2 separate regions of the Homo sapiens genome follow, and region 2 is linked to region 1. Evidence: chromatin loops called from intact Hi-C (ENCODE). Cell type or tissue: heart left ventricle. All regions are shown on one strand. Links, peaks and the distances in the headings refer to the core of each region. The heading gives the core; the rest is flanking DNA.

Region 1 (8,035 bases), core at 2,037-7,036:
TTTAAACAGGTTAATAGGCTTTTGAGTAATTAGTGCTTTGAGGAAGCCGTAGGCTTTGATTCGTCAAATGCTGTGGCCTGTTCACTGTAAGCAGAATTTAATCTGTGAGCTACATCATGTGAAAATAAAGCTGCCTAAAACCAAATACATTCAAATTGTGATGATAGTAATGCAAGCAGGCAGGCTTTTCTTGCATGGCTTGTGAAGTGGTTCTGAAGCAGAGGAGTTCCAGAAATCTTTTAAGCAACAGTGGTTTGAAGAAGATGACATCCATTTGGAGAGATGTACTGATATATGAAATCCCCCAGTTTAGGAATAAGACCTAGGTGTAACTCCTGGCTCCCACCTTTGTGTAACCTAGGACATGTTTTTTTCACTTCCCTGAAACTCAGTTTCGTGGTCTTTAAAATGAACACGATAATACCTACTTTGGAGATTTAACAGGAGAGTAAGTTAGGTGAAAAGTTAAACTGCCTGGCCTAGTAGCTGGCACTGGGAAAGTGTTCATGTAGTGGATTCAACAGTGACCCCTGAAAGATATGTCCACTGAGAACCTGTGAATATGACCTTATTTGGAAAAAGGGTCTTTGCAGATGTAATTAAGTTGAGGATCTTGAGATGAGATTATCCTGGGTTGTCCCGATGGACCCTAAATTCAATGACAAGTGTTCTTTTAAGAGAAAGGCAAGGAAAGATGCATAAAGAAATGTTGACCTGTTTTTTCTCTACTAGTGTGGATAATTTGTTATTCTTTGAGCTCATCTGTGTTTTCCAATTTTCTACAATAAACTTGGTTTACTCGTGGAAAACACACACACACAAAAGAGGAGGCCATGTGACCCCAGAGGCAGTGAACGTTATATCCCTACTGTCTCCAGCAATAAGCACAGCACACGTTAGGCATTCATTTATTTCTTTTGTTTTTTTCTTTGTTTTGGTTTTTTAGTTGATTGGCAAAGCCAGTAACTGGTTCCAAGAACGAGTTAATATGATACTGCATGAGTCAGGACAGGCTTCCAAGCCACCTCCGTGTTTCAGTGACTTAAAATAACAAAGGACTATTTCTCACTAATGCTACCTGCCCAAGCAGGGTTGGGGATGAGGAGAGTTGGCTCCACGTCATCCTCACTCTGAGACCCAAAGGACAGGGGCTATACCTTCCCATTATTTTGGCTTCTCCCATAAGCCTGTTGGGTATGCAGAAAAGTGGGGGCTAAGGGACCCAGCATCAGCATTTAATGCTATGCCTGTCAAGTTACTTCTGCTGCATACAATGACCGGAACCACTGACATGGGAAATTCCAAGGCTCGATGAACCAGAATTAGAGGAGAGCTAGATATTGGGGAATATTAGAAATTCTACCACAGATATGGGTGCAATGGTCTCTTTGTGTCCACATTACAAACATCACAGAGAATCCAGTATGAATTGAAGAAGAATGAAATGATCACAGGCCTGGGAGCCTTCTATCTGGTTGTTACAACCTAAATGTTGGTCCTGACCCATCCAACTCCACAATGTGGCTGCTATGGATTATAAGAAAGCACTATACATTATTGTCATTTTGTTTTTCTTTTTCTAGACAACCACTCCCCCCAACCACCAAGATTCATGGGAATTCAGGCCCCAAGAGCCCATTAACCTTAGAGGCTCCACAGGGTCCAGTCTAAAGAGCCCAGATCAATGAGATCAAGCAAACAGTTTCTCAGAAGTCTATAACAAAAAGCAGACAGCTGGCAGCCAGCGTGAGACACCAAGATTTGTCTTTGTGGACGGCTGGCAGGGGCCTGGGGGAGATGTCATTTTTTAACAGGCCTCAGAATAAAATGGATTTTTTACCTGCTGAAGGAGCTACCAGTTAGCAGACATTGCTCTTCCAGGAAAACAAATACACAGCTGGGATACTCATTTTTCTTCCATTATTAAATATTGTTGGCTTGGTTTTAAAAGATTTCAAATACGGCGGCTCTTTAAAATTCCCTGCCTGCCTCCCTTTCTTCCTCCCCTTCTTGTCTCCCTGCCCTTTGATGGAGTTTCAGCGCCCACATGCATGGCAACAACCGCTATTTCATCTTAAATTTCTATAGCAGAAAATGTAGGTCACTGATCTTAGAAGTGGCCTAGTTTCCTGGCTCTAAATAGAAATCTTTCCCCAGGTTGCGGCTTTTTTCTAGGTTAATGTCTAATAAAAGTATAACCTACTTAGCCAGGCCAAACAAACTGAGTTCTGACCTCCCGTCCACCCAGCTGCTGAATGGTTTTGCAGCTTTAGGATCGTCCAAGGCCACAGCTATCCTCAAAAAGCAGCTTGAGGGCCAGAACATGCCTCTGAGGTCACAGGTGGCAGAGCCTAAGAAGGAGAATGTGGCAGCTCTCACTCCACCTGGCAAAGCAAAGGTCCCGGGGGAACTAAGATGTGTTAGTTGCTCACCCACGCTGAGCACTTCTGTACATCTTCACATTTCATTTTGTCCGGGTTAGCTCAAGGTCGTTCTCCTTCCCCCTGCCTTTCCTTCCTCCCTTCCTTCCCCCTTCTTTCCTCCCTTTCCTTCCTTCCTTCCTTGCCTTTCTTATTTCCTTCCTTCCTTTTCTTTCTTCCTCCCTCTCTTCCTCCCTCCCTTTCCTCCTGCCCTTCCTTCCTTTTTCCCTCCATCCCTCCTTCCTTCCTTCTTCCCCTTCCTTCCTTTCTTCTTTCTTTCCTTCTTTTCTTTCTTCCTTCTTTTCTTTCTTTCTTCCTTTCTTTCTTCATTCTTTCCTTCCTTCCTCCCATCCTTCCTCCCTTCCTTCCTTCCTTTCTTTCTTTCTTCCTTTCTTTCTTCATTCTTTCCTTCCTTCCTCCCTTCATTCCTTCCTTTCTCTTTCTCTCTTTCTTCTTTCTTCTATTTTTAATGCACAAGTAAACCAAGTTTATTGTAGAAAATTGGAAAACACAGATGAGCTCAAAGAATAACAAATTATCCACACTACTAGAGAAAAAACAGGTCAACATTTCTTTATGCATCTTTCCAGGTATTTGGCTATATGTATATACTGACAATGACTTATGTTGAACAAAGTTTGGATCATAATAGTCTGTGGTCTAGTTTGCTCCCTTAACCTATACTGTCACGCTTTTTTCTGGTCAATTTATGTATATGTGTGTGCATATGTAACCTTGAGAATTTTTTTTAAGAATTTTTAATTTAATTTTTTTCTTCAACTTTTATTTTAAATTCCTGGGTACATGTGTAGGATATGCAAGTTTGTTACGTAGGTAAACATGTGCTATTGTGGTTTGCTGCACAGATCAACCCATCATCTAGGTATTAAGCCCAGCATGCATTAGCTATTCTTCCTGATGCTCTAACTTCTGCCAACCCCACCCCCAACAGGCCACAGTGTGTGTTGTTCCCCCCGCCATGCACTCATGTGTTCTCATCGTTCAGCTCCACTTATAAGTGAGAACATGTGGTATTTGGTTTTCTGTTCCTGTGTTAGTTTGCTGAGGATGACAGCTTCCAGCTCCATCCTTGTCCCTGAAAAGGACATGATCTTGTTCTTTTTTATGGCTGCATAGTATTCCATGGTATATATGTGCCACATTTTCTTTATCCAGTCTATCGCTGATGGGCATTTGGTTTGATTCTATATCTTTGCTACTATGAATACCACTGCAAAGATATGCATGCATTTATCTTTGTAATAGAATGATTTATATTCCTTTGGATATGTAGCCAGTAATGGGATTGCTGGGTCAAATGGTACTTCTGCTTCTAGATCTTTGAGGAATTGCCACACTGTCTTCCACAATGGTTGGACTGATTTACATTACCTTGGGATGTTTTTCTAAAATAACAAAATTATATAAAATAAATTGTAACCTGAAAGAGATAGCTCATCATTTTTTAAAGATTGTTTCATTTAGGGTTTTATAAAACAGCCAGGCAGGCAGCTAGTGGAACTTAGCCTGGGTGAGTGCCAGGTACATGGTGTTTTTTATAGTAAACATGAGGTCAGCCTCCTCAGCAGGGAGCACTGCAGGAGAAACTGGCTCTCCTGCTGTTTCCAGTACCAGCTGGAGGTGGTGTGAGGGCATCTGGTGAACTTGTGTCCTTGCCTCTCCCCACTCTTCCACCCACCTGAAGTCCCTCTGTGACTCTGCAGCCTTGCTGGATGGACGATCACTTTTCTGCAGCCCCCTTAACATGGAAACCAAAGCCCATGCGTGGGTCACATGTTCCAAAAGTTCCAGCCCACTAGTGCCTGGTCTCTGTGTGCACACCCAGCCACTGCTGCTCCCTTCTCTGCACTTCAGACGGAGGCCCGTTTCTTATCCAGCAACTCCAGACCAAACAAGAAGACTCCATTGCTTCCCACTCCTTCACCTCTGAAGTCCTAACCCCTAGCAAGTTTTTCCTTCCTCGGGTAGGCGCCCTTAGTCACAGGGAGCCGTGACAAATTTGCTTATAAGTTACTCCTTTGTCATAACCATTCTTTATATTAGACTTTCTCTCTTTGATCTGCTGTGTAGTTTCTGTCTCCTGATTGGACCTGGACTGCCACAGTCAGGCTCCTGACTCAGCTCTCTAACATTAGAGTTGCATGTGGCAAGCCACACGGCCCAAATTGGGCCCATTTATACCAAATGGTGGTGGACCCAGACTTCATCTGCCCCAGCAAAATCTTACCTCCCACTCACAGTGCTCTGAAGGACACCCTGTAGGCCCCTCCTGGGCCAGCTCCTGGGTCACTGTGCAGCCCAGGGCCCCTCCTCCTGCACTTGCTCTCCAACTGCAGACTCAGCCTACCACAAAAACAGGTTCCTTGGCCCCTGACCTTTACATCTTGCTCAAAAGTGCTCATACTGGCTGGGCGCAGTGGCTCACACCTATAATCCCAGCACTTTAGGAGGCCAAGGCAGGCAGATCACTTGAGGTTAGGAGTTTGAGACCAGCCTGGCCAACATAGCAAAACCCCATCTCTATTAAAAATACGAAAAATGAGGCTGCGGCAGGAGAATCACTTGAACCTGGGAGGTGGAGGTTGCAGTGAGCCGAGATCACGCCACTGCACTCCAGCCTGGGCAACAGAGCAAGACCCCTTAAAAAAAAAAAAGGACTCACACCATCATCTCACCTCCTTCCATGACTTCTTGAACTTTAGTGGCTCAGCCCTAGTCATCACTCCCGAAACAGCCTCCTGGATATCTCTGAATTTGACCCAAACTACAGCTGTGCAAGGAAAAGCAGGAGCTCTTCTCCTCCATTTAACATATGAGGAAACTGAGGTTCCAAGTTTCAATGCTGATTCACATGGAGAACAAATGGCATTTCCCAGAAGTGAATCTTCTGATGTCTAGCCCAGGGTACTGCTAACACATCACTGAATTTCTCTCTCTTATTGGGTGAGAAAAGCTTGTTTCTACACAGCTATAGGTGATCTAAAGTCACCTGGAGGGTTTGAACCTCAGTCTAAACAGGGCCTCCACATTTGGCTGCACAGGTTAAGCCCTGTTCAGCTGAGAGCTTCTGTAGGAGCTGAAATTCAGCCTGTGCCCTTCATGGTAAGCCACACACTGAACATAGGGCTGAATCAGCCCAGGGAAATGCATCATCTTGGCACTTGACCACCCATAAGAGGCATTTTTATGAAGTTTCCACAACCACATGGAACTATACTAGCAGCTGAGGTAGCCCAGGTTCAACGCCATTTGAGGGTATCCCTAGCTTTGGCTTTGGGCAGTGTAGACTCAACATTCTATGGGACTCCTGGGCAAGGTACCTGATGGGTGGGTGGCAAAACAGAGGGAAAAGAAGAGAAGTCCTTGCTATCAACCTAAGTCATTTGTTCCTACAAACATCCCTGATTCATGCTACATTCTGTCTGTCTCTCAGACATCTGTCCTTCCAAGTGCTCATGGATACACCCCTCTTGCTGGTATCTAATGCTGTTGGCCCTGCAACTTTCTGTACTCCTTTCAAGCCAAGTTTGGGAGCACTGGAATCCCTCTGGTCCTCCCTGTGCCAGTGGAGCATGGACATCTCCCTAAAGCTGCATATCTTCATGGGCTCTGTGCAACCATTCCCCCTCCAACCTCTCTGGCTGTTATAGTTTGGACTTGTGTCCTCACCCAAATCTCATGTTGAATTTTAATCCCCAATGTTGGAGGTGGGACGTGATGGGAGGTGATTAGATCACAGGGATGGTTTCTTATGAATGGGTGATATGGTTTGGCTGTGTCCCCAACCAAATCTCATCTTGAATTTCCATGTGTTGTGGGAGGGACCAGTGGGAGGTAATTGAATCATGGGGGTGGATCTTTCCCATGCTGTTCTCATGACAGTGAATAAGTCTCACGAGATCTGATGGTTTTAAAAAGAGGAGTTCCCCTACACAAACTCTCTCTCTCTCTTTGCATGCTGCCATCCATGTAAGAAGTGACTTGCTCCTCCTTGCCTTCTGTCATGATTGTTAGACCTCCCCAGCCACATGGAACTGTAAGTCCATTAAACCTCTCTTTCTTTTGTAAATTGCCCAGTATGTCTTTATCAGCAGAGTGAAAATGAACTAATACATTAAGTTAGTACCAGTAAAGAGTGGCATTGAAGAAAAGATACCCGAAAATGTGTAAGTGACTTTGGAACTGAGTAACAGGCAGAAGTTTGGAACACTTTGGAAGGCTCAGAAGAAGAAAGGAAAACGTGGGAAAATTTGGAGCTTCCTAGAGACTTGTTGGATGGCTTTGACAAAAATGCTGATAGTGATATGGACAATAAGGTCCAGGCTGTGGTGGTCTCAGATGGAAATAAGGAACTTGTTGGGAGCTAAAGCAAAGGTGACTTCTGTTATGTTTTAGCGAAGAGACTGGTGGCATTTTGCCCCTGCCCTAGAGATTTGTGAAACTTTGAACTTGAGAAAAATGATTTAGGGTGTCTGGCCAAAGAAATTTCTAAGCAGGTGCTTCCATGCTTCTTGTACAGCCCATGGAACAATGAGCCAATTAAACCTCTTTTCTTTATACATCACCCAGTCTCAGGTTATTTCTTTATAGCAATGCGAGAACTGGCTAACATACTGCTTCCTCAGCAGGAAGAAGGGCACAGGAGCAGGATCCCTAGACAATCTGGATTTCCCTTCATCTCTCCTTCCTTCCCTGAGCCCAACCACATATTCTCTAGACTAGGTAGGATAAGCCTTACTCTTTCTTATCTTCCTCCAAAACGCTTTGTTCACTAGCAGGCTTTCACTATGGGCTTCAGCTTTGGGAGGCTAAAATCCAGGGAGTTCCTCTTTATCTGGCTTTAAACCCTGTCCACACCCCTGGGGCAAAAGACCCAGAAAGGTCTGGCCACCTCAGTGGTGGAAAGAGTTAAGAAGAGATACAAGGAGGGTAAAAAACATAAAGCTTGGGAGTTCAGAAATATTATCACACTGCACAGTTTTACTGAAGTAACCATACCACAGAACGGAAAGTCTGTCTCTCCTGATGTGGTAGCAGCACAACCTGAAGGCTCTTGCCTCCAGTGCCTCCAGTGACAATCAAGTACTGACCATCCCCACATCATGACTGAGTTGCTGGTTATCATGGTCAGTTCAAAACCTCATTCGGAATGATGTGAAGAGTACTGGTCAGTCTGTGTGAAGTGAGCAGATTAAGATATCCCCCTGTTATCTGAGACCTTCTGAAAAGCCCTTCATATAGTCAATAAATTTTTCCTAAGCCTCAGAAATGAGATGACTCCATGCTCAAAGAGAGACTAAGGAATTGTTTGAGAATCCAAGCAGAAACACCAGGACAATGTGTTGGGAACTCAGACACGGAGCCAAAGAAGAGACTGAAAACTTTGCTGCTTGGAAGTCCTGTAAAAGTCCTGTATCCTTTTCCCAGTCACATCCCCAGTTTACCTGCTGTGCCCACCACCACCAGAAAGAAGAAAACTAAGTCTAGCTGATACCACATCTAATGGAAGCATCAACCAGGTTGCCCTAAAATCGCTCCCTGAACGACAAAAATCAAATGTTGTGGGATGATGGAGGTTTCAGAGATAGCTCCAA
Region 2 (8,035 bases), core at 1,798-6,797, 64 kb after region 1:
CCATGTCCTGATGATCGCATCAAAATTGTGGTCACGTTTGCCAGAATAGAGGCTACGCGATGGCGCTAGAAGCCCTCCCACTCTGAGAGCACTTTTCATTCCCTAAACTTCAATTGAATGCATCTGGTGGGTACCTAGTACCAGCCCAGTGGATGCAACGTGGACACACCCACCCCCAGACACTCACAGCTCCGTAGAAGGAACAGGCTCTAAATTAGGTAGCCTTCACTGAAGAACTGGGGCCAGACCCAAGCCCCCGTGCTCTCCCACAGTAGCATGGGATGAAGGATTTTAAATCCACCGTGGGGCAAGGAAGGTTATGATGTTCCTCCTTGCTCAACTTGATAGTGTCTACACCCCGTTTGCTTTTATTTTATGCTTTGGAGCTTTCTCTGTTTTTGTTGTTGCTATTGTTTGAGGGTTTTTGTTTGCTTGTTTGTTTTGCTGTTTTTGGTGTGGAGGTGAATGGAATCTTTTGATTTTATGAAACTTTTAAAAATTTGGCTGATGTACACTTATTCTTCCTTCCTGGAACTGAGGTCAGGGGATTAGCCACCCCAGTCCATTTCCTGATGGGCACGTGGGATCCCAGCTCCAGGTGAAAGGGGCCGCCTTATCTGAGCAGCCCTTTCCTGGGGGTAGAGATGACGGGGCTCTCTGCACCGTGGAGACTGGGGGAAGACCTGAGAGACAGTGGCAGAAATGTCCACCCATTGGGGCCAGCGTGCACTCCAGGCTCTCCTAAGAAAGTGTTCATTTCTCCTTTTTTCTTTGCCCTCCTCCTCTGCAGCCAGCTTCCCTCCCAACAGAATACCAATACCAACCCAACTTTTTGGGCAACATTTTTAAGCCACAGCAACTGCTCATCTCACTCACCCTAACCTTCCTGCAGCCTGGGAGACCCTCACCTTTCTTCCTTTCTATCCACCTGTCCCAGTCATCTTGACAAAGAAGGCATAGAAACACTGGAGTCTAAAATGAACATGATATGTGTCAGCTGGAGGACCAATGTGGCAGTTCTTCCCACAGATGGACTTTTAACTTTGAGCATGTGCCAGCCTGAGCAGCCCAATGACCTAAAATATAATGGCCTCTCACAGCTCCCAGACATCACCTCACCAGCTGCTGTGGTCAGGATCTCTGTCCTTCCGCTGTGAGGTGAACCAGGCCCTCTTCCTGCCTGGTCCCAACCTTTGATGCCATATCCCTCCCAACCTTGCAACCTAAAAGGCTGACAGGTAGTTCTTTCCCCGAAATCTTACACACATTGACACACACTTCAGTCTCTTGTGCGTTAGTGAGGATAAAGTGATGAGCAAACAGACAGGATCCCTGTCCTCAGGAAACTAATAGTCTGGAGGGATGAGACAGACATTAATCAAGTAATCACCCAAAGCGGTATTAATTATGATAAGTGCTGGGAGGAAAATGCCCATGGTGATCTGAGATATTCCAGATCTCTAGAAGAAACTAGAGAAAGGGGCTCCAGAAAATTCTAGTTCTCTCTTTTCCAGCTGAATGTGATTCCTCAACAGCTGTGCTGGTTGGTGAATGATGGTTTCTTCCCAGCTGCCTTCCAAAACGTGAGATAATGGGGATCTCCTGCAAGTAACATTCAGGTTTACTCCATCCAAAAGCAGCCTTTAGGGTTGGGATGGTAACTGGGGTTTCCTGTGTCCCGAGACCGCTTCAAGATCCCACATCTGTGGCCTCCAGGCTAATGGGAAACGGAGCAACCACATGACAAGAACATCCAACAACCTTGCAGATGCAGAAAGCTTGGGTCCCTCGATTTTTATTCCATTTTTGGCCCTTCTCTGCCCTACATTTCTATGGCTTATTTTTGAAAAGGCCTAGCTGACTTTGACCCTAATTCTAAAAACTTTACTCACATTTTACCTGCCCCTGGCCCTTTACTAAGCTGGCTTGTGTCTTCTTCCCAGGCCTTCCTCTCTAAGTAGGAGGTGCTCAGAAATCCCTCCAGAGAGTTGAGGTCCAAAATGGTGTCCAATTTACAGCTTGTACACCCCTGTGACTGTACAACTAGAATTATTCCTACCTAATCTAAGGTTAATTTAGAACAAGAAGGCAATGCTCCCTGGGGTAGATCTAAGTGGGCATTTGCCCTGATATCCCCCAGCAGAATCTGTTGTGCAGCTTACCTGGGCCCCGGTCAGCTCACCACTCAGGATGCACTAAGCTCATCCATCTGAACGAAGCTGTCCTTCGTTCTTGCTGAACATCCTTTCTCCAGCGAAGGCCCTTGAGAAGTTCCTCATTGGACCAGGAAGTTTGACTTCCAGGAATTTAATATAAGGCCCGATTTGCTTTGCCCTTCTCTGGCAGATTGGACTCCCGTGCGAAGACTGTGTTGATGCTTTCAAATGTCACAGGGAAAGAGGCCTGCATTCCAACAGCTTCTGTCTCCTTGTTGGGTCTCGCTGCTACATGGTGTTGCTGTTGAACACACACAACCCTGTGCAGTCCCCTGGACTCCTGCTCATCCAGCAGTGACGATTTTGCATGGCCCTGTGCAGGCCACAGGCTTCAAAGGAAGATGGTATTTTGACTTCCATGGCATTAAACTCAATACATGGTGCTCCCTTGAGCACACACACACACAGTTACTATTTCCAAAGCACATCCAGTATGCCTGTGTCACCGGGTTAGGGGGTTGCATCCATCTTTACCACATTTTGTACTAGAATCCCACCCTTTCATCCAACTTACACCTTCCTTGTACAGTAAGCCTGGGTCACCAGTCTTTTCTCAAGCTGTTATTTTGTGCCTTAATCTGGTCCACTCTTATCCATTCCAAAAGACTTTGGACCATTGGACACCAGGACCTAGGGGCTGGAGTCTTTCCCAGAAGACACTAGCTCCTATGTAAGTAGGCCCACCTCCTCATATAATTAGCTTTGCATTCAGGAGATTCAGGGCAAGTCTCAGAAGGTTCTGGAGCACTTTAAATCCATAAAATATAATGAGTGCTTACTCTGTTTCTGCATAACTAAGAGGGATGCTCAAGTGGGTTTTTCAAGGGAAGAAATTAGCTTATCTCAATTTAAAAATAAAATAAAATAAAACTGAAGTCAGCTATATTTACATTCCTTCTGTATGTTTGGTCCATTCTGTCTGCTTGGGGCCTGTGGTCTCCCTTTAGAGATCTTTTATTTACTCTGTATGTTCCATTAAAGAGTTTATTGCCTAAGCCAAAATTCTGAGATTTTTTTTTAACATAGGCAATGGGGCCCTCCATATTTGTAGTTGAAAAAGGACAATACTTTCCCATGGGCTGTTCTCCTGGAAACAGATTCTTAATGGAAACAAAAACCCTCAACCCTTGTATTCATGTACAGTATTGATAACATTCAATGCGGTACATGGCATAAATCTGAAAAAAACCAACCTCATTTCTACTCTGGGGCCACGATCATAGATTATATCCCATCTGGCTCCATTTCTCACTCTTTTTTAGGTGTTTGCAATAGTTGATTTGGATGATGAGGAAACTAAGTATGCCAAGCCGCAGTGGCCCTGTGTTGATTTGTCACAGACCCTCGACAGCAATCTCCAGGAAACAGTGAGGGGCAGGATTTTTTCTCTTGCTACCTAGCAAGTGATTGTGCCTTCTAATTAAACTCCTTGTGGCTGTTTCATAAGAACTCGAGTCCTAACCCCCTCCCCCACACCCCCAAAAATATTCCTGGTCAAAGAGTACCATGTCTTATCACAGTACTAATTATAAAAATCTCTTTGCCGTAAATAAACTTCAGATAAAATAAATCCTTGCTGGAGGACCAGAGTTTGTCCTGCAGACCCAGGGAGGAGAGTTGCACTGGGGAGAAGGAGAGATGGGGAGCAGGTAAATTACAGCTTTCACTTTTTATTATGTAGAGTCTCGTATTTAACATTTTTATAGTAAGCAGCTATTTTCATGCTTTTATAATTCTAAATTTTTTTAACTTTTAATGCCATTTCTTTCTTGATTACATCCAGTTATAGCTGTCTGGAGCTAATGTTGTATACGAGAACCAAGGATTTAAGTGTAGTGGTCTTAAGGACAATTGGCTTACTGTTTATTACTCCAAAGATAAATCTTTTAGGAATAACATGAGGCTGTAGCTTGCATTGAGTTTTGACTCCCATTGACAAGAAATGCTTTGAAATGTACTAAGATCAGTTCAGACCCCTGTATTGATGTATTCAGGAAGCCCATACTTTAACATCAAAGCAAAGGACATCAAAACTGTCTTTTATCAGATAAGATTTTCCAGTGGGGGTGAATAGGAGCATAGTCTAACACCCATTCATATTTGTTAGTGATTTGGAACCACTTTTAGATGAGCCAGATACAGTATAGATCCCCCATCACAGAGAAGTAGGGAGAGCTGAGTTCTGTTCTATGCAGATAACATGATTTCGTTGCCATAAATTAGAAATACTTTGATAGACAACTGGCCCTACTTCCAATCAGCTATTTTGAATTCTGGCCCCATAACTAATAGCCCTACACAGCATGTCAACACTTTTATTTACTGCAGTGACATTTTGAAAACATGTCTTTCTTTGAAGGATACAGGAAACTACTTTGCTCAAAGTTAATTGAGCATCTTATAATGATTTTCTGAAATGTGTTTGTAGGCTAAGAGGACATCTGGTTACACCTGTTCTCAGCATGATTCAGGCGAGAAGAAAAACCACTGTCAGCAGATACGTTTTAAAATGAGATATTGTGTTTGGTTTGGAAGAATCAAATAAAAAATTTAAACAGATTAAATTTAACCACACGTCACAGAAATGACTGAAGAATAGATCAAAGCTGCTTTCATAGTATAATATTTTTAATCGTGTGAGTTTTTGCACCAAAAAAAAACTGACATATTTTTATAATCTTTGTGGGGTTTTTTAACAGTAAGAATGATCGTGTGCGTTCCACATTTCCACATGTAACACGCTGCGCAAAGGAAGGCTTTTATTCCCACCTCCCTGAAATGCGCGTGTGCATTTTCCTTTTGAACACTGGTTTTTGAGGTACTGGAGACCTCTTGATGTAAGAGTTCTCCAAAATGTTCTTCAAACTAAGGCTTTTCATTAGATGAATGGAACTTGGAGATCTGGCAAGGATTATGCTGCAGCAAACCCATAGAATTATTTTCATGTCTGTGCTCTGCATTAACTTGTAATTCAACATCAGGATTACCTTTGCTTCTTATTTTTAACTAATGAGTCTGTTATGGGTCCAAAGCAAATAACAGAGGATGAGAGAAAAGAGTTCAAAGTGTTTAATGGTCAGAAGGCATCATGGCAACTGTCGCAATGGACTGAGAGCTAAGCCCCTGCGTGACTTGGCTCCTGAAGATGCTCACTGGGTGTTCTCCAGCTATACCCCTGCAGGTGCAGTCAATACACGCACAGAGCATCCACACTTTTCTTTCAAGGAGGATTGTCTAAAAATGCCTACTGAAGATTTTTTAAGTTAGATATTTACCTCCATTAATTCCTCCACGTGCCTCTCAGCGTTCATAAATCAACAGCTGAAAGATGTCTCCTAGAGTGCTAGGAAGGTACTAGGATGAGGACTTTGAAAGTTTCAAAGGGGCTTGTTTGGCATTGCTTTTTGTTGATTGGCTTGTTTAGGGGAAAATGTTGGCCCTGGCTGCTTCTGTGTGCTTTCTCAATTCCCTGTTCTTTCGACTTACGACCTCATTTCCTAAAGTTCAGGCCAACTCCGGCTGCACTGCATGTTAAAGCACCAGGGAATAAGAGCATCATGGACTAGTACTCCTGGGATTCATCAGGGACAATAAACTCACCCTAGCAAGAAAAGTGTGGGCATGCTCCTGACATACAGGACATCCTATTCATTTGGCACTCCCAAGATGACGTTGTTCAAGCTTTTGAAACCCATTGTTCATTTTGATTAACACAAAAATAACATACTACCCTTTGAAGTTTTTTGAAATTTCAAAATAAATTCAACCCATAACTCAGAAACAATTAAGGTAACAGGACTACACACTGACGACTTCTCAAACTCTACAATAGAAAGAAGGAAACAAAATGTTTGTTACTTACAGACTACATTATGATTATGCACCAAGATAATATAAAAGTACTGACTGTAAAATTCTTAGTATTCATAAAAATTAGGGAAGGGGTCAGATACAAGATAAAAATACAAAAATCTCCAAAATAAATACTGTTTCTATTCTAACAACAAGCAGAAAATATAGGGAGAAAAATGCATTCTTAAGAGTATTGGAAAAAAATATAAAGAACACTAATAAGAAATATCCAAGACCTATATTAAAAATGCAAACTTTTTACACAGATTAATTAAAGAGAATAGTCAATAGAGAGACATAACCTTGGGTTGCCATAATGAATGCAGCAATGCTATTAATCCTTGTTGTTAATCCTTGTAATTTTTCGGTGAAATGCAATCTGAATTAAATCCCAGTGGAATCTTTTTTTTTTCTTTGAATTTGATGAAAGTCCATCTGGAAGGGAAAAAAAGGATGAGAAGAGTTAAGAACTGCTTAAAGAATATCAAGGAGATACTGTCCCTAAGAGATATCTAACTGTATTATTCTTGATACAATAATTAAAACAGTGTGGTGCTGGTGGTACAAGATTCTGTAGATCATCCAATGAAGTAGAAACAGATAGTCCTGAGATCTATCATACATATTTTAAAAATTTAAATCTCAGAAAGGAATCACCAGGAAGAAATGGTTAATGGTTAAATTATCTGAAAGTAAAATTGGAAAATGTGGCTAAAAGGGGGGAAAATAATCAAGTTTGATCCCTCCCTCATACACTGAAATAAAACCCCAGTGTATTAAATGTAAAAAAAAGAATCCAAAAGTATCTAGAATAAAATACTGGCATATATTTAACTAGAGCCTGGATGAGCAAGAATTTTCTGAACATGAAGTAAATAAAAGTGATCTTAACAGAAGAGTGAGTTATTCTAAAACATCCAAACATCCTACATAAAATATAAAGAGAAGTGATAAATTGGTTAAAATATGAAAGAGAATGGAGAAAGAGTTAACAGGCTTAATGCCGCAAATCCTCTTAAAACATCAATAAAGAAAACAATCACGGGCAAACAGAGAACCCAGGCACACAATTCTTAGAAGTACAAGTATGTAACAAAATTCATGAGAAATGTTTGACATCAAGGTTAATCAGAAGAATGAAAACCAGCAAAATTAGACCATTTTCACAGTTCATAATTATATGTTTTAATTATATTTCCTGTTTATCAGGTGAAGTGGGGTGGGCATGGGAGAGCAAGGGCTATAGTTCTGGTCTGTTTTGAGAGAATCTGCCCCTGGGAAGCAGAGTTGACTGACAGCTCCAGCTATCCACCTCTTGGTGACCCCCCGCCAAAGCTTCAACATGACCAGGGTCCTCATAGCAGCCCACTCCTGCCTGTCACAGAATGGCCACCAGGCTTTGGTTTGGAGACTCCCTATCCCCTGCCCAAAGCTTTTAGAATCACACAGCAGTGGGAGACCCTTCCACAGGATCCTTTCCTTTCTTGCCTGCAGAAATGAGGGTCTGAGGCGCTCCTGCTAGTCCTGCCTCATCTCTCTTCATCTTTCACTGGCATTTCTCCCTAATTCCATTGCGTTGTGATGATGGGATTCATGCACCCTCATATGCTGCTAAGGAAAATGTAAATGAGCACAACGTTTCTGGAAACTATAAGTGATTGAATTATGACACTCCCTCATTCAATTGAATATTGGTGTGGTCAGTAAATATCAGGTTTGGGAAGAGCCCCAGCGAGGAAATTTCTCACATTATAGTCTTCAATGGATAAAGCAAGAAGCAAAACTACATCAATAACATGACATCAGCTTTAAAAACTATCACATGTAATAGACAGATCCACAGAAAAAAGAAGGGCAGCAAATTCACCAAGATTTATAGGACAGCTCCCTCCAAGGGTGCAACTGTGAATAATTTTTATGCTTCTGCTTATACTTTTCTGTATTTTCCACATTCTCTGCAAAAAAAA

What was found. Peaks named below come from ENCODE experiments on the same cell type or tissue, not always from the same donor. Only the 100,000 strongest peaks of a DNase experiment are listed, where the experiment ranks them.
Region 2: a loop joins it to region 1, with 4 times the contacts of the local background. A loop is called at or near these places in 20 of 110 quality-filtered maps.

Annotation. Positions count from the first base shown.
Region 1 is chr15:92,523,348-92,531,382 of GRCh38, forward strand. No RefSeq gene overlaps it. Among named protein-coding and RNA genes, the nearest start is that of LINC00930, 45 kb to the right of the region's middle. In heart left ventricle, for the core only: no CTCF peak of the experiment used is centred there; no DNase peak of the experiment used is centred there; H3K27ac peaks cover 260 bases.
Region 2 is chr15:92,587,750-92,595,784 of GRCh38, forward strand. No RefSeq gene overlaps it. Among named protein-coding and RNA genes, the nearest start is that of LINC00930, 20 kb to the left of the region's middle. In heart left ventricle, for the core only: no CTCF peak of the experiment used is centred there; no DNase peak of the experiment used is centred there.